Linked DNA regions of Mus musculus: regions 1 and 2 are each linked to region 3. Evidence: chromatin loops called from intact Hi-C (ENCODE). Cell type or tissue: left cerebral cortex. All regions are shown on one strand. Links, peaks and the distances in the headings refer to the core of each region. The heading gives the core; the rest is flanking DNA. Region 1 holds the start of Gm52829 (a long non-coding RNA gene). Region 2 overlaps Taok3 (TAO kinase 3). Region 3 holds the start of Taok3 (TAO kinase 3).

Region 1 (7,113 bases), core at 811-5,810, 290 kb before region 3:
CGGGGAGAGGTACTCGGTGGCCTGGGTGGGGGTGGGGGCCACTACGCCAGCCCGGATCTCGCGAGACGAGGCCGGAGCGCGGCTCAGCAGGTGCGCGGGGACCCGGGAGCAGGTGCGCGCCCAGCTCACAGGGTTCTGTGCAGCTCTCCTGGCTTGGCTGGTGGCTTCTTGTGGCTTTGGTGGGCTGGAGGGTGCGGGAAAACAACCTTGATGGCTTTCCCAGAGTTGGGACGAGTGGGAGGAGACAATTAGTTAGGCCTGATCTAGCAAAGGTCCATCTGCAGGGTGATAGGAGGCTTGGCTTTCTTTCTTGTCCCCCAAAGGACTCCTGCTACCCACCTTTGGCAGCCACCTAGGGTACCGGAGTAGAGTGCCCAGTACATTTTAAAGAAGTTGAGGGCGAGGAAGGATACTTTGTGACAAGAAAGGGGAATCCTGTAAGAAATTCAAATTTCACTTTGCAGCTAATAAAGTTATACCGAGCGCCTCTGTTACAGATACGCTTTTTATTAATTAATGGGCGACGGGCGGGGGTGGGGTGGGGTGGGGGTGGTTCACGTGCAGCCCAGCGTGCCCGCGAGGTTAGTGCTCAGATGGTGAAGTCAATTCTCTTCTTCTACCCTAGGCTCCAGGAATTGAACTTAGCTGTCCATCCTCACTGAGCCATTTCCACGAACCTATTATAAATTAATAAAAGACGGGGCCTTTCTTCTTAGCTGCATGTGATGACGCATGCTTTTAATTCTAGCACTATGGAGGCAGAGGCAGGTGGATCTCTGGGAGTTCGAGTCCAGCCTCCTGCTGGTTTATCTCTATAGCGAGTTCCAGGCTAGCCAGAGCTACATACGGTGAGCCCCACCTCAAAATTTAATTAATTAATTAATTAAATGAATGAATGAATAAAATAGTTATATTGTAGTAAGGTAGAAAAGAACTGAGATGACTTACCACCACCACCACCACCACCACCCAGAGAACTTTATAGAGAGAATAGCATCCATCGGGAAACACATGGGTAGCTGCAGAGGCTGCAATCTGCAATCTATCAACTATCACCCACTTGCAAATGGTGCCTGGCTACTTTTGGCCTGTTGAAAAGCCAATAGTTGTAGCAGAGATGGCATGGCTCGTGGCAGCTAAAATATTTACCATCTGGCTCATTCCAGGGAGCTATGCCAACTCCTGATTAAATCTATTCTCTATATGAACTTTGCCCAGACCGCACATCATCCTAATTCTCTCTGACTTTTTTTTTTTTCTTGACATTCAGGGTGAAGTCAAATACCATCTCATGGAGACCTCCCATGGATGACTGACAGATTGACATCCCTAACAAACTGTCTACAGGCTGTGTTTACAATAATGAGTAGCCTGGCATGGCATGTACCTGAAGTCCTAGCCGATTGGGAGGCTGAGGCAGGAGGATTGCTTGAGCAGAGAAATTTGAGGTCACAGTCTGGCAACATAGTAAAAATCCCTCATGGGAGAGAGAGGGAGGGAGAGAAGACACTTTGATCCCAGCACAGGAGGCAGAGGCAGTCAGATCTCTGAGTTCAAGCCCAGCCTGGTCTACAGTTTCAAGATAGCCAGAGCTACACAAAGAAACCCCTGTCTCAAAAGCCAGAGGGGGAGAAGGAAAGAAAAACAAAGCAAGGGAGAGAATGAGTGAGAGAAAGAGAATACCCCATCTTTGGCACTCCAATGGGCTAAGAGCAGTGTGAGACCCAGAATTCACATAGTGTTAAATCAGTGCATTCCCCATTTCTGTTGGCCTGTGTGTGACAGAGCACTTTACCTAGCATGCGCCAGCCCTGGGACCCACCTCCCACCCCACCCTGCACCTCACACACAAAACATACTCTATCCAGAATGAGGTCAGGCAACCAATTTTAAGCACCATGAAGTCTTCACAGTCCAGTTTGACTCCAATTGGTTCCAGTTAGTTCCGATTGAACATTGGTAGTCTCTGACTCCAGCACCTGTCCACCAGTAAGGCTCTTTCTAGCTGCTAATTTTCCCTCTGTTTTCAGTGATCTAGTCCTACCTCTTAGTGAGCCTTGCTGAATTTTTGTTGCGTGCCAAACGTTGTGTGAGGCGCATATAGACTCTCAAAATGACACTGTCTGGCTCTGAAGAGCAACGGGGCCTGATCACAGCTCCATTCCTTGGCAGAGCCAAGTGAAGGGTGACTTTCAGTTTCAATGCAACACCTTCTCCTTGCACACAAAGTCCTTCCCTCCCCCACCCCCATCTCTATTCCCTAACTCCCAAAGCATGGCAAACTTTTAAAAACTTTCTTGTTCTTCTGGAACTTTCTACATGGCTTCTTATCCTCTGGCTCTGTGGTGCATTCAAATCTGCCAGTTATCCCAAGCTAGAAAATGCTGGTCTCAGATTCGTTTTCTGTCCTTCCCTCGGCAATCAGCCTCCCCAGAGCCCCTTGTTTTGTCCCCATGGACTGAGGAGATGAACAAAGGCTCTTCTGGTGTCTCCGCCCTACCCCACCCTTCATCGCACCCATATCAGCTCACCCCCTCGTAATTCTTCTGTCTTCAGAATCCTGAAATGTGACCACTCCGGTTCCCGTGTCTTCCACTGATCTCTAAGAGAGTTTAGCAGTAGTCAGTACTGATGGGGAGGGGTAGGTTTGATACTGTTCCAAAATGGCTTCTCTGGTTGTCATCACCAATGCTTCTGCTGAAGTTTAGATGGTGAAAATGACCGGGACTCATCAGTTTGCAGGGTAACAGCGAGTGCATCTTTGTCCTACTTGGAAACAGTCCACATTGTGGGTAGTACCTTTCTATAGGAGAAATATTATTTTTTTATATAATTGACTTTTACGTTTTTATTACTCTGTATTACATGTATGTATTGTGTGTGCGCACACAATGGGCTGCACATATGGGCTGTGTGTGTGTGTGTGTGTGTGTGTGTGTGTGTGTGTGTGTGTGTGTAAGACAGAGTTGACATCTTTCAGGAATCAAACCTCTCCTTCTATCATGTGGGTCCCTGGGATCGAACTCAGGTCCTCAGGCTTGGCAGCGAGCACCTTTACCCATAGGACAGGCCCTAAAGTACTCTTTCAGAACCTTTCTAGCAATCACATACAATGTGAGCTGACTCTGCCATTAGTCACGGCACATGAGGCTTTTAATGTAAAGTAGACAGCGGAGAAGAATCTGACCGCAGCAGGGCAGATGGCACACCTGCTTTCAGCCCCCACCCCCACCCCATTCCTACATGCATTGGGATGCCCATGCTGAGGGGTTTGGTGTCAAATTCACAGGTGTCCCTTATAGTTGCTTCGGGGCTCATCCCTGACCCCACAGCCCAAGGTGTCATCCTGAACTCTTTCTAATCATGCCTTGGTCTGCTCAAGCAGTTCTAACAACCAGAAGGAAGGGGGTAGATGCACTAAAGATCTCCATCTCCCTCCTTCCTCCTTCCCCTTCCTCCCTCTCTCTCCCTCCCTCTCCTTCCCCTTCCTCCCTCTACCTCCCTTTCCCTCTCTCTCCTTCCCCTTCTTCCTCTCCTTCCCTTCCTTACTCCCTCACCCTCCTCTTTCCCTCTCTCCCTCTCTCTCTCCCTCCCTGTCTCTCTGCTTCTCTCCCTCTATGCCTCTCTCCCTTACTCCCTCTGCTCCCTCCCTCTCCCTCTCTCTCCCTCCCTCCCTTTCTCCCTTTATCTCTCTCCCTCTCTGCCTCTCTCCCTCCTTCTCTCCTCCCTTTTCTGCCTCTCTCCCTCCCCAGTGTCTCCATTACCTTGAACTTGCTATATAGCAGATGATAACTTGGAACTTAGGACTCTGCTCCCTCTACCCTCCCAGTGCTGAGGTGTAACTCCCAGATGGTTCAGGAGTTTGCAGTGAGCTCCAGGGGAGGGTGGATCTCTCCTTCCCTGCCTGCTCCCCACCACCTGCAGGACCATCCTCACAGAGAACTGACAGGCCCAGAATGTCAGCTGCCTCGCTGAGTCTAACTACTGATCCAAAGGTACACAGGGAATCTTTAGGGACCTAGAGATCTGGGCACCCTATCAGGGACAGTGATGACCTCCCACACCTGTTTCCATTCTTGGAAGCACCCGACAGCTCCCAGAACCCCTTGCTGTCCTCTTGGCTGAGCCTTTTCAGGATGGCTCAAGACCAAGCATGCTTTGAGAGCGTCACCCGGCCCCTGGGGAACAGGATAGGCCTGTCAGAGAAACTTCTAGATAAGATCTTGACCTTATCGAGTGTAGGCTGGAGGTTGATAGTTACAGATGGTCAAGGGACAAGTCTGGCCACCTCTTCCCAGAGGAGGAATTACACCCTCTCCCATCACCTTTGAGCCGAAACTCCAGGACACCAGAAAAGAGACACTCTGTACCCTGCTTGACTGGCAGTGCGCTGCCCTTGAGGTTTCCCAAATCGCCTTGGGCTCACCGATTGGAGAATGATAGATCAGGGGGCAAAGAGGCCATCTGCCTGGAGATGCACACAACCAACACTGACTTCTTAAAGATGCTGTGCAGCCAAGAGTGACCTTGAACTGCTGATTCTCCTGCCTCTACTTCCCAAGGACTAGGATGGCAGGCATGTGTCACCATGGGTCATTTATGCGGTGCTGGGGATGGAGCCCAGACCTCTGTGAACACTAAGCAAACACTTCTGACTGAGCCGAATCTCCAGCCTCTCTTGACTTCCTATATGCCTTCCTTGTCTTCCCAGGCTGTCTCTTTTCATCTCTCTTTTTTCTTCGTCTTCCTACCAATTTTTTGAGATAGAAGAGAAGCTAGGAGCAGCAGTCTTGTAGATACCAGATATCTCCCAGCTGCACGGGATTGTGATTCTGTTCTAACTCACTGAACCAACAAATATAAATGACTTTAAAAATAGCTTTGATAAGTGCCAACAAAATGTTCCTCTCTTTAATATTGTAGGTTTCTCTGACATCGAGGAAAACTATTTTTCTGGCATTCTCCTTTTGGAACCTTTTGTTTCTGAGTCTTCATTTCTCCTACATGTGGATCACTCTATCCATGTCAGGATCATCTGGACTTGTGGGAATGGGCCATTTGACCCAGTGATTTATGCTGGTTTTCCAAGTTAAAGACTCTGCGGTATGCCGTGAGTTTCCAGTTACAGCTCTCGGACAGAAGAGCCACCCTCCAAACCCCCAAAGACACACAGTGTTTAGACTTCACTGAAAGTTACTATCAAGCCATATCAGCAACACAAGCCCCCCCCCCCACCTTCCTGTCCATTTGCATTATGTGCATGCAGTGCTCACAGACACAACAAGAGGGCGCTAGATTCCATAAAATGGATGAGAAAGAGTTGTGAGCTGCCAGGTGGGTGCTGGACATTGAACCTTGATTCTTTGAAAAGCAGCCAGTGCTCTTCTTAACTGCTGGGCCATATCTCTGCCGGGGCCCAAAGGTTTTGTTTTTTAATTTATTCATTCCTTGATAATTTTAGACATGCATGTATTTGATCACCATCACCCATCCATGAATGTCTTTTATCTTAATTTCCCTCTCACTAAACCCTTTCTTCTCTCAATAGTTTTTCCTTCTACTCCCATATCTTTTGATGTGTAACCTACACCATTTGATTAGGGCTGTTTGCTTGAGCATGGTGGTTGAGGTATATACTGGAGCAAACACAACTTACCAGTTGCTACATTGTTTTATAAAATATCCTTCTTCCCTAGTAACATATGTCAATAGCCTCTGGGGTGGGGAGGTGGGATGGGGTCCAGTCTTTTATGTTTTGTTTTTTAGAGACAGAGTTTCTCTGTGTAGCCCTGGCTGTCCTGGAACTCACTCTGTAGACCAGGCTGGCCTCAAACTCAGAAATCCACCTGCCTCTACTGGCTAGTTTTGTGTCAACTTGACACTGCTGGGGTTATCACAGAGAAAGGAACTTCAGTTGGGGAAATACCTCCATGAGATCCAGCTGTGGAGTATTTTCTCAATTAGTGATCAAACGGGAAAGGCCCCTTGTGGGTGGGACCATCCCTGGGCTGGCAGTCTTGGGTTCTATAAGAGAGCAGGCTGAGCAAGCCAGTAAAGAACATCCCTCCATGGCCTCTTCATCAGCTCCTGCTTTCTGACCTGTTTGAGTTCCAGTCCTGACTTTCTTTGGTGATGAACAGCATCATCAAAGAGTAAGAGTAAGCTGAATAAACCCTTTCCACCCCAAGTGCTTCTTGGTCATGATGTTTGTGCAAGAATAGAAACCCTGACTAAGACAGGTAGCATTACTCTCTATAAAACATCAAGATTTAGCCAGACAGTGGTGGTGCATGCCTTTAATCCCAGCACTTGGGAGGCAGAGGCAGGCGGAATTTTGAGTTCAAGGCCAGCCTGGTCTACAGAGTGAGTTCCAGGACAGCCAGGGCTACACAAAAAAAAACCCTGTCTGGAAAAACCAAAACAAAAAATAAAAAAACAAAAGACAAAAAAACAAAAACAAAAAAACCCAAACCTTCAAGACTTAGAAGTTGGTTTTGTGGCATGTTCATTTAGCAAAACAACAGTAATAGATTCTGTCCTAGGGCTTACAACCTGCCCAGCCATGGCCATTTGACTGGGTTCAGGTATAATTCCTTACCTACATAACAGATGATGACACTATTACACCAGAACCGTGAGGATTTACAGCTGGGTATAAGACTCATGATGGCTTCTCTTCCTGACAGACCTGCACCACACGTATCAACACTGTCAAAGCTAGCAGGCAGAGAGGAAGCTTCCTATCCAGGTCTAGCTTGGTATCTCTGTGTTCTGCCCCCAACATGTACAATGACATCAGCAATAGAGTCTTGCCATCTAGTTTTGGGGGACAACTGAGAACAATGGCCACAACCTGTATTGTTGACATGCAGGGGGTTTCTCTGGGATACCATAGCCAACTCCTGGCACTGAGATTTTCATTTATTAATACCGTATTTTTTCTGCAAGTAAGAGACCTTGGGTTCAGATTCCGTCTTAAAGACCCCGATTTAAGGCTAAACACAGGCTACTACCTAGCACCAGTTTCCAGGTTATCCCCTAAACAAGTCTAACACCAGGACCTGATTGCTTCCTCTCCACTTCGAATGACTTTTCTTGAATCAAACCATTTCC
Region 2 (7,113 bases), core at 1,159-6,158, 66 kb before region 3:
TGGCTAAGAGTTCACCGAGCACAGCTGGAATAGAAGGGAACAGTCCAGAGGTGGTGGGGACCCACGGTGCCCCACCCCTCAAGTCTGTACTGTGTACTGGCAATGAGGAAGCCATGTTAGCCCAGGACAGGGCCACCCAAAAGGACTCACTCTGTAGCCCAAGCTGGCCTTGAACTCGAGACAGTGCAAGGACAGTAAACATGTGACTGCAGCCCTCGGGTTTAAAGTCAGAGAGATTAAGGGGCACGAAGAGCATCGATAGACAAGCCGTAAGAGATGCAAACTCGGCCTGTGTCAGGAAAGGACAATACAATGTCTGGGGAAAAAAACATGGTGCATGGGATGGGATGTGGAAAAAAACTTAGTGAGTGTGTTTGAATGAATATATGAAACTCACATAAAACATAGAAAAAGATGAACAGAAGGAAGGAAGGAAGGAAGGAAGCAAGCAAGCAAGCAGGCAAGCAAGCAAACACAGTTGAGAATCACTCAGCCAGGGAAACCTCCAAGCAGCCTGTATATGACTAGCAGGCATCTGTAAAGGTGAGAAAGGATATCGTAAGACAGATCCAGAGAGGTGGCTCAGTGGTTAAGAGCGTTGGATGCTCTTCAGAGGATCTGGGTTCGATCCCCAGTACCTACATGCCTGTTCACACCTAACTCCAGTTCCAGGGGATCTTCAGGCATGCACAGAGTGCATACACATACATGCAGGCAAAACACTCATACACATAAAATAAAAAAGTAGTAGAAAAATAAAATAAAATATTAAATATTTCCTTGAAGAAATAGTGTGGGGAGCATTTGCAAATCTGGTGAGAATCAGAAACCCTGCGATTTGCGGGTGTCTATAAAAAGTAAGAAACAAGACACATGAAAGAAATTACAGCAAGCATATTACAAAAAAGGTGTCCAAAACGTGTGGTAAGGTGCTGGAGAAACGACTTGGGTTAAGAGCACTGGTTGTACTTCCAGAGGATCAGGGTTCAATTCCTTACAACCACGAGTAACTCCAGTTCTAGGGAAGCCAACAACCTCTTTTGGCCTCCATGGGAACCCTAGGCACTGGGCACTCATACAGTATACAGTCATACTTGCTGGGCAACCCCCATTTTCATATAGAAATAAATATTAAATACAAATTGATAAAGTCATAAAAGTAGAGTGATGGCTAATCTCAACTGTCAATGTGATAGGTTCCAGATCTCCTGGGAGACGGGTGTGGGTGGGGCTTGAGGCATTTCTGGAGGGATTATCTTGACTAGATTAATGGAGGTGTGAGGACCGCCCATTGTGGGCAGAACCATTCCCTAGGCTGGGATCTTGGGCTAGAAGTGAGCTAAGCATGAGCATCCATCCATCCCTGCTCTTGACTTCCCTGCCCCCTACACCTTGCAGCCTTGAACGGTGAGCCAGAATGCACTGTCTCTCCCTGGAGTTGCCTTTTGTCAAGATATTTTTATCACAGCAACAGAGGATGGAGACAAACAGTCCAGGGATAATGGAGACATTCTTTGTAAAGAAGCAGGAAAAGGGAGGCAGCAGACTTAGCAGACTCCTGGCCATAAATATTATAATGGAGAAGACAATAGAACACCTTTCTTAAAGTGCCCAAAGAAAAAAAGCCAAACTCAAAATTCTATAGCCAATGAAAATACCTTTGAAGAGTGAAGGCAGAATAAAGGCTTCAGGATGCAGGTGAAGCTGAAGGAATGCAGGGCTTCGCTGTTCACACTGAGGGGGTGCTGAGGGGAGTCCTTCAGACGGGAGGGGAGCCGCGCTAGAGAGGCGCGGGGCGTGTGCAAAGGATTGATGGGAATGCAAGTGGGAGCTGGATGGTGAGATGCGAGGTTCCCACTGTGATTGACGGACAGTTGATCACTTATGCCAACCTCACAATGAATTCAGTGTGAGCTGTGGAGAGTGTGACAGCTCCAAGTCTGGAGGAAGAGAGCCTGAAGCCAACTGTTATAAAGAGGCCATGCCAGTAGCATCATTTCAGCACGGGCCACATGTATGCACAAATCATACATAAACACTAAACACGCATGCACACATGTATATACATGCTTCAAATAGGGAGACATAGATGAGCTGAGAGAGTCGAGGGACACAGAAGGACGTGGAAGAAGCTCAGGCCGTCCCTATGGTGGTGGCTATGGATCTGGAGGTGGAAGTGGTGGATATGGTAGCAGAAGGTTTTTAAATAAAACAGAAATGACTACAGTTCTTAGCAGGAGAGAGAGCGAGGAGTTGTCAGGAAAGCTGCAGGTTACTTTGAGACAGTCGTCCCAAATGCATTAGAGGAACTGTAAAAAAATCTGCCACAGAAGGAACGATGATCCATAGTCAGAAAAGTCACTGCAGCTTAAACAGGAAACCCTTCTTGTTCAGGACTGTCATAGCCACAGTTTGCAAAAAGTGCAGCTATTGATTAATGCAATGTAGTGTCAATTAGATGTACATTCCTAAGGTCTTTTAGCTGTTGTAGCTTTTTCTTTTTCTTTTTCTTTTTCTTTTTCTTTTTCTTTTCATTACATCAGGTATATTGCCCTGTAAATTGTGGTAGTGGTACCAGGAATAAAAAATTAAGGAATTTTTAACTTTTCAAAAAAAAAAAAAGAAGAAATATAAGATTTTCCCCACAAATAAACATGGCGCTTCACCAGCAACTCCAGTCTATGTACGAGGAAGAAACACACCCATCCAGACTACACGACCGTCCCAGAAAAGAGTAAAAAGGTTCTCATTCAAAACAGAAATGAAGGCTGCACTGCCCTCAGGCCAGAAACAAACGTGTGGTCCACAGAAAGTAGACTCTACATTAGACTTCATCCAAATTAGACACATCTGTGGTTACAGCATGGAGGAGCAACACCACATGAAAACCTGCACAAAACATACCTCACTTGTACACAAAAGTATAAAGACCTCTCACAACCCACTAGCAATTCGATTTTTATTTTTTATTTTGTTTTATGTGTAGGGGTGCTCTGCTCATATGTATGTCTGCACACCATGTTTACGCCTGGTGCCTGAAGAGGCCAGAAGAGGGCGATGGCTCTCGGGAGCTGGAGTTACAGGTGATCGTAAGCCAGCATGTGGCTGCTGGGAACTGAACCCAAGGCTTCTGCAAGAGCGGCCAGTGCTCTTTTATTCTTTTTTTTCTATTTAAAGATTTATTTATGTATGTGAGTACACTGTAGCTGTCTTCAGACACACCAGAAGAGGGCATCGGTTCTCATTACAGATGGTTGTGAGCCACCATGTGATTGCAGGGAATTGAACTCAGGACCTCTTCCAGAGCAGTTGGTGCTCTTAACCACTGAGCCATCTCTCCAGCCCTGTGGCCAGGGTTAACTTTTAAAATATCTCTCAATCCCCTACAATTCATTAAAAAAAATGTGTGAAAGATGAGTGAGCGCCTCTTACCAAGGAAGATGTCTAAGGGGCCAATGAGAGATGCTTAGCAGTAACTCCCCAGACACACAAACCTAACCGTGAGATACTGCCTCACACTCACTGAAATGGTTACCACGGATAACCTCATCAGACCAGGCATGATGAGGATGGAGCAACTGGGCCCTAGAGACGGTGAAGTGTGTGTGTGTGTTTATATGCATACATGTTCATATGGGCGAGCATGTGCTTGGCCATGTACGCACATGTAGAAGCAGGAGGTGAAGCAGAGGTCTTTTCCTCCACTGTTTCTCCATCTTACTTTTTGAGACACGGTCTCATACTGAGTCCAGACCTCATCAGTTGGGCGAGGGTGGCTGGTTAGTGAGCCCCCTCCCCCCAGGGTGTCTCCACAGTGCTGGGATGACAGGTACGTGCCATCACCCCTGGCTATTTTATGTGGTTCTGGGGGGGGGGGGTAAATCAAAGTGAGGACTTCATGTTTGTAATGCAAGGAATATGTCACCTGAGCCATCTCCTTAGACCTAAAAAAAAAACCCCACACTTTCAATAATATAACATTTTAAAAACACTTATTTCATTTTGTAAATTATGTGTATGCAGCAGCAGCTAGGTGTTGGGTTTGTTCATGTGGGCGCAGTGCCGGTGGAGGCCTGAAGAGGGCGCCAAGCCTCCTGGAGCTGGAGTCACAGGTAGGTTGGGAGCTGTCTTATGTGGGTGCTGGGAACCGAAGCCAGGTCTTCTGCAAGAAGAGTGCATGTTCTTAATTCCCAATCATCGCTCCATCCGTATATGCCCTACCTTCTTACTCATGTGTTTATATACCTGTCAGATTCTTACGAACACAGTAAAATCTCACCACAGAAAGCCCAGAAAACACAACTTACTCCTATATTATAGGAGGCAGCTGCGTCAGGGAGCACAGTACCTTTTGATGTATGGCACAGCCCCCACTGAGTGGCTCTGGAACATTGTAGCAGCAGTCTCTCCTCACTTCTGCACTTAGGATGTGTCTGTGGACAGAGGGGAGGATACATAACTATGGGAGAACAGAGCTGAACTTGAGAGCCGACAGTTGTGGTCCCAGGGACTCTGGGGGTGGGGGTGGGGGACTGGGAATGGCTGGAGCCCAGGAGTCCGAGGCCTGTCTGCGCAACCTAATGAGACTTTGATATCTTGATAAAATCAAACCAACAACTAATGATGGAGTAGACATAAATATTCAGAAAAATAATATAAAGCATTTATTGCCAAGCATGAAAGGTAAATATAAAAGATCCAACTTTCATCACAGGCTTCTGGGATTCCCATGAGATGACCACCTCAGTAGACTCAGGATCTACATGGAGGAGCCACAGATCTGTAGATACGTCATATAACTCAAAATGACCCACCGGCTGCTGAAAGACATGGCTAGGTGGTTAAGAGTGTCAGGCCCTTCCAGAGGGCTCCTGGATGGTTCCCAGCACCCATGTGTAGCGCAAAACTGTCTCTTACTCCACTTCCAGTGGATACAGCGCCCTCTTCTGGCCTCCATGGGCACTGCACACACATGATACACAGACATGCATGCAGGCAAACACCAGTACACATAAAACAAGAAGAAATAAGTCTCAAAGAAAGAAAAAGAAAAACCATAACAATAAATAAATACATAAGTAAATAAGCCATAGAAGAGAAGAACAAGAAACCCTACGCACGGTATGTGACACTAACCTGGCAGCACATGATAATCAATGTTGTCGACTCCCAGTGACCTCTGTTGTTTCTGGCACAGTCGTGAGATACACTGTTCCAACACCTCCCTTTCCAGACTTGCCTATAGCCATCTCCCACATTTCCATGTTAACTATTAATTTTATATTGTTAAAGCAATACATGACTAATGTGAGACGAATGTGGACACAGATTTAGAACCTTTTTTTTTTTTTTTTTAATTTTTATTCCCAACTCAGGGGCTGGAGAGATAGTCACCCTAGTACATGCATTTAAAAAAGAAAAAGAAAAGAAAGCAAAATAAACCTGGATGTGGTGGTAGGTTTTCAGTGCCAACGTTGAGGAGGCTGAGGCAGATCGGATGCCTGTGGGTTGCTGGCCAGCTAGCTGAATTGGTGAGCCCTCAGTCAGTGAGGGACTCAAAACCAAGGTGGTCGGTACTGTGGAATGAGAGCCACAGTTGTTCTGTGGCCTCCACACGCACCCGACCCACCACAAAGCCTTGCACACAGCATGCCGAGTTCCTGTTAACAATTGGCTTTATCCTTTCTCCATGTCCATACTTGCTTCTTCACGCTTGTCCTTTTGACATGTAGCTGACACCTGCATAGAATCTCATCTTCAAACTTGTCTATGCCGTCTCACTGAGCACTGTCCTCACTGACTGCCTAGTGACTGCTCAGGGTCCGACTCAGAGGATGGTCCCTGACACTCACAACCAGCACTCCACCACTGGAGATGGAGGCTTCACAGAGCTCGGTTCTGGGTGTCTGAACTCAAGCCCTCATACTTGTGTGAGAAACGCTCTACCCACTGAGCCATCTCCCAGCCTTGGAGTACGTTTTTGTTTTGTTGACATGAGGTGAGGGGTCTCCCTGTGTAGCCCTAGCTGGCCTGGAACTCCCTATGTAGCCCAGGCTGGCCTCAAACTAGCAGAGATCTGCCTGTCTTTGCATCCTGAGTGCTGAGATCAAAGTTGTGAACCACCACAGAGGGTCCAGTGCCTTGCAGGAATTAAAATAAACAACTAGAAGCAATGTCTCAACTTCCACCTGTTCTCCCCAATCCAAGGATACCTTGTGCCTCTGTTCACAAACCATAGTTTCATGATTCCAGTTATTCCCTGATTCTGTTTTTGTTTTTGTTTTTTGAGACAGGATTTCTCTGTGTAGGGTTTCCTTTGGTGACCTGGAGCTCTCTGTGTAGAACAGGCTGGCTTCAAACTCAGAGATCCTCCTGCCTCTGCCTCCTGAGAGATGCTGGAATTAAAGGCATGGCCCACCACCACCCAGCTCTTTCCTCGGATTCTTTCTGTAGCTTGTTTTAGATTAGCTAGAGCCTACCCGTATTCAGCACCAAATTTCACTTAATCACTAAACCATCAGTAACTCCATGGCTACAATGCCCTCCTGCTAATCTAGTCTGATGACAGAGCCAGGGACTAAGATATTCCTAACAACATTGTGTGAGAGCTAGTGAATAAAACTAATGTGAGTGTGTGTACATGTGTGTGCACATGCATGCATGTGGAGGACAGAGGTTGCTGTCGGGTGTCTCAATCACTTCACACCCATCCACCCACTCATCCATCCATTTATGTCTCTGTCTCTCTCTCTGTCGAGACAGGGTTTCTCACTGACCCTGGGGCTCACAGATGGATCATGGCTGGGTGGCCAATGAGCTCCATGGATTTCCTGTCTTCCTCCCTATTACAATGTGGTTACAGGCGCACACTACCACTCCTGGCCTTTTCTGTAGGTACACACAAGCCCTTTCCTGACTGAGCCATCTACCTAGACCCAGCCTATAATTTTAACTCTTTGCTTCAGATAAACAGATAAACACAGCCTGGAGTGTCCAGCATGCCCACAGAGTAAGGCATATGTTTGAGTCCACTTCTTAGTTGAACTATGTGTACTCAAGTTAAAAAAAATTTGCTTCCTTGACATATAACTCCCATATCCAATCTGCTTACAG
Region 3 (7,113 bases), core at 650-5,649:
TTGCTCCACTCCTACACCCCGATCTATAGAAGACCCATGCGGTTATGAATGCTGGCAAGCAATGAAGATGCTTGCTCAGGTTGGCTTGCCTGTTAAGCCACACTAGATGGCCAGGCAGCCTCCGAGAGTACAATGGATCGACTGTACGGGACCGAAGCAGTAAGGAAAGTGTAAAATGGGTTATTAGGTTTCCTGGGCTCCAGCTAGCCCGAGACTAAGGTGAAGAACACGCCAGTGCTCATCTGAATCTCTTGTCGATAGAGTTTTTCAACAGGAAACAAAGCCTTCTAAATGAATAAACATCAAGATCTCATACACATCCCTCCCCTCTCACGTGCCCCCCACCCCGGGAAGAACGCTAAGGACTCCTCTTATCACTAAGAATTTTACTCCCTTCATCTATCTCCATCATCCCTGAATCAACACTGCCATAGCACAAAGTGGCTGTCTTGGCTGCCTAAGCGATGACTCAGGAGAGGAGCAGGGCACTTCCTTTTCATACAAGGAAATACATTTATTGTTTTGTCTTTAGATATGACCGTTCGCACCAGTCAGAAGTGAGCTTGCTAGATAGGAGAAAATATTTTCATGGTCAGACACTTCTAGAACTTCCTGGAAAGGCTGGGGCTGGGCTTTCCCACTCAGAGAACCTCATGCCCCTCATGCCTTACCCCCAGGATGAATAGACACAGGAGTTAACTGGCTTAATCCTTTACCCCCACCCCTCCCGTCACCCCCATCCTCCACCCCACCCTCCATTCCACCTCACCTAACTTTACTTCTTCCTTGAATTCTGGAAAAAAACAAACAAACAAACAAACAAACCCAAAAACCTGTGCTTGCTGAGGCTGGTCCTGTTCTTAGTATCACTTGAGTTTCACAGGGGCGGATCTCTAGCAGGTGGATTCTGAGTGGGTGGGATTCCTAGCGGGTGGGATCCTAGTGGTAGGATTTCCAGCATCACACCTGGCCCTGTACTGCATCAGAGCTGCCTTAAGGCAGAGCCCGTTAACCGAGCAAACCTTTCATTTACTATTGCCCCTGCTGAAAACCATTTCAGAGTCATTGATCTTAGACAGAAATGACATCGAGGCTGGCAGTGTGGCTCAGTGGGAAGGTCATTTGCCTGGCACTAGCCTGGCTTTGATGCTCTCTTCTGCACCTAAACAAATCAACAGCAGATCTGGGCAAGACTCTTCTTTTGCTGTTGTTCTGGGGACCAAGCCCAGCTAGGGCTTTGGGCTTGCTAGCCCAACCCTCTATTGTGTCTACTAGGAATAATACAGTATAGTTTTGGCACAGCTGTCTAGTGCTAAACACAAGCAAAACATTTCTTCAGTTTTTTGAGACAGAGTCTCAGAGCCCAGGCTGGCTTGGTACCATTGTAGCCCAGGCTAGCATCTAACTCAAAATTATCCTGTCTCAGCATCCTGAGTCCTGCTATCATGCCCAGTTTAAGCGTTTCAAATGCCACACACTCTAAAGGTGACACAGAAGGGTCATCAAAGCAACAGAAATGGAATATTAGTTACATCCTCCATTATTTCCCTAAAATCATCATTTCTTAAGTTTCTAAAATGAATCAAACAGCGATGGAACAGAGGGGAAACGACATTAGAGATAGAGAAAAGGATTTTAAAAATTGGAAATACAAGCCATATATAAAAATGTCACAATGAAAGCTGATTGTTTTGTAAATGCCACTCTCTCCCCAAAATAACTGAAAAAAAAAAACCGTCATGATTCCTTAAAATCTTCAAGTATAAAGTTGATGATCAAACAAGTGTATTGGGGGAGCACCCAGAGGGGGTTGGGGCCATGTCAGTATATGCTGGCACTGGGGTCAAGGTCTTTTCACTTGCATCAGAGTAGAAGGCTAGCCTGCCCCTGCCCCCTTCTTTTGCCTCAGCTCTGTTGGGGCCTTGAGAGAGACCTACAGTGTCTGCTTTGAATACACATGTCTGGCCCTTCAGCTTGCCTAGAAAGCACCATTCATTTACTGGCCCCAGCAACTGTTTTGAAAGATTGAGGGTGACCTTCCAACCGTGTCTAACACATCAAAGTTAAACAGCCCTAACTACAAACCTGCTCTGGTTCTCCTATGTGTGCATTGTAAACACTGATAGAGCCGGGCTGCCAAATGGGAAAAAGTTTCTTAACTCTTTGTGGAGCGGAAATAAAAAGCCTAAACTGAAACAAACAAACAAACACAATCCGGTGCTTTAAGAGCATTAAAATTAACATCCTAATTAATTCAAGGCTCTTCTAAATTATCCCTCCCTCCAACTACTTGGGGGCCGGTGAATGGGGAGCAAACCCCTCTAGTTTTGCCCCAGATGTGTCATCAAGGAACCTCGAGGTCGAACTTTAGGGAAGAGTTGGGAAGCCAGCCTGCTGTTTAGAAGAAAGAGGTGAGACGCTGGTCTAATCTCTACAAATCGTCTAGCTAGCCCTTGGCCAGCCCTTAGGATCTATGTCTTTCACTCCCGGGCCCATCACATGATCCCCCTTCCAGCATCCCGGAACTCAACCCTCAGGGGGAGACCTCGGGTTCTTTGCAGTGGAGCAGCATCGGTGTCGTCCAGGTGTCAGCATTGCTGCTGTGCCCACTCAATGCCACCCGGGCTCAGGCTGCCGGTGTTTTTCCCTAGGTGCCTGGCTGTGAGGCCAGAAAAACCATGTTCACGCTGCGCAAGCTCTTCTCTGGTACTTCACTCACCGGCTCTCCTTGGACTCTCAGTGCTGTCTGTCCCTACTCTGGGTCCCTCAGCCCACACCCTTTTGGGGACCCCTCCCTTCACTCGGCTGCCCTAAGCCTTCCTGAGGTCCTCTTTACACTCATCGCAAGAGCATAGTTTCAGAACTACTGCCCTCGCCTCCCCAAAAGTCTCCTTTGCTTATTTTCCTGTCTCGGTCTCTCTAGGGTCCCCTTCTTTCATCCCGCTGCCTGAGTTCTCTCAAGTCAACCTGCTCAGTCTGCAGTCCCAATCCCTCTGAGTGTCCCTCCCTGGGTCCCGTCTGCTTTTCCCACCGGCCCATCAGGGGCGGATCTCCTCGCTCACTCACTCCGTCGTCGCAAGTCCCTCCGGGGTTCTTTCGCTTATCCCACGGCCAGAGTCCCTCTTCAAGTCGCCTCGTTAATCCCATTGCCCTGTCCTGTCTTGGGGTCCCCTTGCTCTCCCGCGGTATTTCTCGGTCCCCTCCTCATCCTGATGTCCCCATCTCTCTCCGGGTCCCCTCGCTCACACGCAGTCCCTCTCAGAGTTCACTCCTCACCCCTGTCCCCATCCTGGTCCTCTCACTCTTCGCGATCCCTCTCGGGGTCCGCTCCTCACTCTCCGTCCCGGTCCTTCCCAGTCCCCCCCCCCCCTCTCCCCGGCGCACTGGCAGAACCGCTAACAACTCCGCTCCCGGGATGCTCGCGGCCGCTGCGCCGAGGACTCGGGATGTCACTCGGGTGCCCGCGCTCTCACCTCAGCGCTGTCACCCGCGGCCCCGGCGCCGCCGCCTCCTCTCACTCGTGCCCAGAGTCGCTCTCGTGCTGGGTCTTCGCGTGCTGGGTCCCCACGCGCAGCCTCCGCCCGCGAGTCCCCGTCGCGCCCCACTCTCCACGCAGGACCCTAGCTGCCGCCGCTGCTGCTGTCCGAGGTGCGGCTCCGCCAGGGGTGACCAATCGCACCCGACTGCGCAGAGCGCGCCCCGCCCCCACTCGACCCCGCCCTCGACTCCGCCCACAGCCATGCTTTGATAGGTTCTCTACTGACCTTCCCTGATCGCCGCTCTCGGGGTCCAGGCCGTATATAGGCGCTCGATTGACCTTGCCTGGGAAGTCCGAGCGGTCGATGGATCCAGGGGATTGGCGGAGCTGGTGGTGGGCGGGTCCAGGTGGGCGGGGCTTTCCCAAACGCGGAAGCTCTCTTAACTTGGGTTAGCTATGGCCCCTTCGGGCGCGGTCAGCTCTGTTTGTGCTGCGCCAGGGTCAAAGTTCTTGGCTCTCTTTCCCCACGCCTTGTCTTGTCTTGTCGGACCACCGTGGATAAGATCGTGGGGCCAGTCGGATCTTTCTCTGGACCTTTCACAGCTCCTGGCCATCCTTAAGGGATGCTTTCCTCCTGGGGCTTGTAAATTATTTTCCAGCTCTCAGGAAGGGGAATGCGTTTTCTTGCTTTGCGTTCAGTGACCCTACGTTTACTGCTGGAGAGAGGGGGAAAAAATCTGTGGACCCAGCTAAATGCTTACTTACCAGGGTCTGGGCACATTTTAAAATGAGTGCGATGTGAATACCAGTACTCTGTAGGCAGAAGCTGGAAGATCGCCTCAAGTTTGAACCCAGCCTGGGGTATCTAGCTAGATCTTTTCTCAGAAGCTAAGAAAGAAAGAAAGGAAGAAAGAAGAAAGAAAGAAAGAAAGAAAGAAAGAAAGAAAGAAAGAAAGGAAGGAAAAAGAGGAAAGAAAGAAAGAAAGAAAGAAAGGAAGGACGAAAAGAAAAGAGAGGAAAGAAAGAAAGAAAAGTGAAAAAAGAAATACACATTTTGTGAGTTTTGATTACCACAGTTAATGGAGGAGTTGGGGTAGGGGGACCCCGTTGGCTTTGGCAAAATTCCAGCAAGCGTATCTAACTAAATCTTTCAGGGCCACGGGCTTTAATGAACCAAAGGCGGAAGGTTGATTGAGCTTTGACCCCCCAAGTGCAACCTGCAATAACCTGCCTGGCTCCATCCTAAGCCACGCGGAAACATAGTGCCTGCCAGAGGTTAAAGTGCACCAGGACCTGTCTCATGTTTTTTGTGTGGAAATAGCTGTGTTGTTTTCAGTTGATGGTGGAAGCTCAAAGCAGTTTTTCTGCAGGGACACATTTTCACCCTAAGCCTTATCAGACGTGGACACTCAACTCCTGGTCAACGCTCTACTACAAAAAAATATTTAGTTTCTATTTATCTGAGATTGGGTCTCACCTAGGATGGCTTACTGGCCTAGAACTCTCAGTGTGGACAGGTTGGCCTTGGGCTCATAGGGATCTGCCTTCCCCTGCCTCTGGCTGCAATGAAAGGTGGGTCCCAACACGCTGGCCTTTTTTTTTTTTTTTTAAAGTACTGGATATTGATCCTAGAGATTCAAACATGTCAAAAAACTGATCGCTCACTCGCTCTCTCTCTGGTATTTCCCCAGCAAAATTTACATCCTAAACATTGCATATCAAACTTCATCTGGGTAGTCTGACTGAATATACTATTTGGGAGAAGTGGTGGAGAATTTTAAGGGGTGAAACTTGATTTTGAAGGTTTTACAAACAATGATAAAATTTGGTTGAGCTAAAAGTCAGGAGGGATTCTTAAAAAGTTCATTTCCCTCCTCACTAAGTAGCACTTAGTAGGGCTGCTCCTTGGGCCAGCTCTGCAATTTTCATGGAAGATAAGGGACAAATTGTCGTCATCCAACCATTTGTGTCTCTGTAATCCATGTAAAACAGAAACGCATGAAGACTAACACTGGCTGTCTGTAATCAGGGAGACAGAAATAAAAGTTAAACACAAAACAAGATTACACACAGTTTAGTAACAAACCCAACTGTCATTTGTTTCATTGTATCAATGGATTCTGAGTTCAAAAAATGATGCCTGTTAATTTGTTGCTTCTTTAATAGTATTGGGAGCTGCGATCCCACAGTGTGCTGGATTACAAATAGTCTACATGTGTTCCAACAGTTTACACACACACACACACACACACACACACACACACACACACACACACAGAGAGAGAGAGAGAGAGAGAGAGAGAGAGAGAGAGAGAGAGAGAGAGAGAACAAGCACACGCAGGAAGCTGACCTCATCCTCTGGAGAAGAGACAGCTCCGAGAACCTCTGCTGAGGCTGGGCTTGAAGAAGGACTCTTGTCGAGAAGGGGCTTCAGATCCCGAGCTGCTGGAAAAGCCGTCCCAGCTTTGCATTCTGGACATTCTTGCATTTCTGCAGAGAGGAACTCTTTCTTACAAAGAGAGCCAAGATTTAATTAAAACAAGGTAGCAAATAGGAAATGTCAAAAGAAATGCGACCCAGAACGAATGTTCTCATTTTTAGAAGTCTCTCTGGGGGCCCATTTGGAAATGCATTTGATCACAGAGGCTGTGAGAAACAGAATACTGTCCCCGGGTTCCACCCCGCTTTCTGCTGTGTTCCCATCTGCCGGGCCTTAATGCTTGTTCTGTTTTCTGCAGATCTGAGTTAACTGAATAGGGTTCCTCTGGACACATCTTCTCTGTCTCTCCAATTAGGGAGTGAAGCTAGGGTCTCCAGCATGCCGAACAAGTGCCCTACCCAGCCACAGGCATACATGGCCCATCCTTTTTAATTTTGCTTTCAAACAAGGTCTCATTAAACTGGCTGGCCTTGAACTCATTGTGAAATCCAGGCAAGCCTTGATGTTGCTCTGTCCTCTTGCATTTGTCTTTCTGAGCACCTGGGATTATTGTTGTGAGCCACTAGGCAGAGACCATAGGTTTTTGCTGCTGCTGCTACTGCTTCTGCTTCTCCTCCTCCTCCTTCTTCTTCTTCTTTTTGTTTTTTGTTTTTCGAGACAGGGTTTCTCGGTGTAACCCTGGCTGTCCTGGAACTCACTCTGTAGACCAGGCTGGCCTCAAACTCAGAAATCCACCTGCCTCTGCCTCCCAAGTGCTGAGATGATTCCTCCTATTCCTCCTCCTCCTCCTCCTCCTCTCCACCTTCTTCCTCTTCCTCCTCCACCTCTTCCCTTTCCTCCTCTTCCTCCTCTTCTAAGCAAAACTGTAACACTATGTTTCACAGGGCTACACAGATTAACACATGGAGAGATTCAGTTTCATGGCTTGGTTTGTTTTTTTTTGTTTTTAAGACAGGGTTTCTCTGTGTATCCATGGCTGTTCTGAAACACGAATTGCAGACCAGGCTGGCCTTGAACTCAGCCTGCCTCTGCCTCCCTAGTCCTGGGACTAAAGGTCACTTTGCTCAGCGTTGGCTTCTGAATTTAAGCCAATGTAGTTCCTGGAGGGAAATGCCCTATTTACTCAAGTAAAAATTAGCAGGTTATTAAATTACTGTTTTAGGCTAAAATACCTTAAAAATTATGTTTGGGGAAG

Evidence for each region. A loop is a pair of places that touch in the nucleus more often than their neighbours do. Peaks named below come from ENCODE experiments on the same cell type or tissue, not always from the same donor. Only the 100,000 strongest peaks of a DNase experiment are listed, where the experiment ranks them.
Region 1: a loop joins it to region 3, with 7 times the contacts of the local background. A loop is called at or near these places in 13 of 42 quality-filtered maps.
Region 2: it touches region 3 in a loop (2.5-fold over the local background); 3 of 42 quality-filtered maps call a loop at or near these places.

The regions. Positions count from the first base shown.
Region 1 is chr5:117,406,606-117,413,718 of GRCm38, reverse strand. It overlaps Gm52829 (a long non-coding RNA gene), which reads right to left and starts at 3,793. Exons shown (of 3, transcript XR_003955989.1): 1 at 3,765-3,793; 2 at 2,532-2,602; 3 at 532-677. In left cerebral cortex, for the core only: a CTCF peak has its summit at 5,300; a DNase peak (open chromatin) is centred at 5,290.
Region 2 is chr5:117,182,847-117,189,959 of GRCm38, reverse strand. It overlaps Taok3 (TAO kinase 3), which reads right to left. Exons shown (of 21, transcript NM_001199685.1): 2 at 4,349-4,433. Among named protein-coding and RNA genes, the nearest start is that of Taok3, 66 kb to the right of the region's middle. In left cerebral cortex, for the core only: CTCF peaks have their summits at 4,067 (motif pointing right) and 4,938 (motif pointing left); DNase peaks (open chromatin) are centred at 1,949 and 2,146.
Region 3 is chr5:117,116,700-117,123,812 of GRCm38, reverse strand. It overlaps Taok3 (TAO kinase 3), which reads right to left and starts at 3,684. Exons shown (of 21, transcript NM_001199685.1): 1 at 3,474-3,684. In left cerebral cortex, for the core only: a CTCF peak has its summit at 3,644; DNase peaks (open chromatin) are centred at 3,073, 3,813 and 4,686; H3K4me3 peaks cover 2,389 bases; H3K27ac peaks cover 640 bases.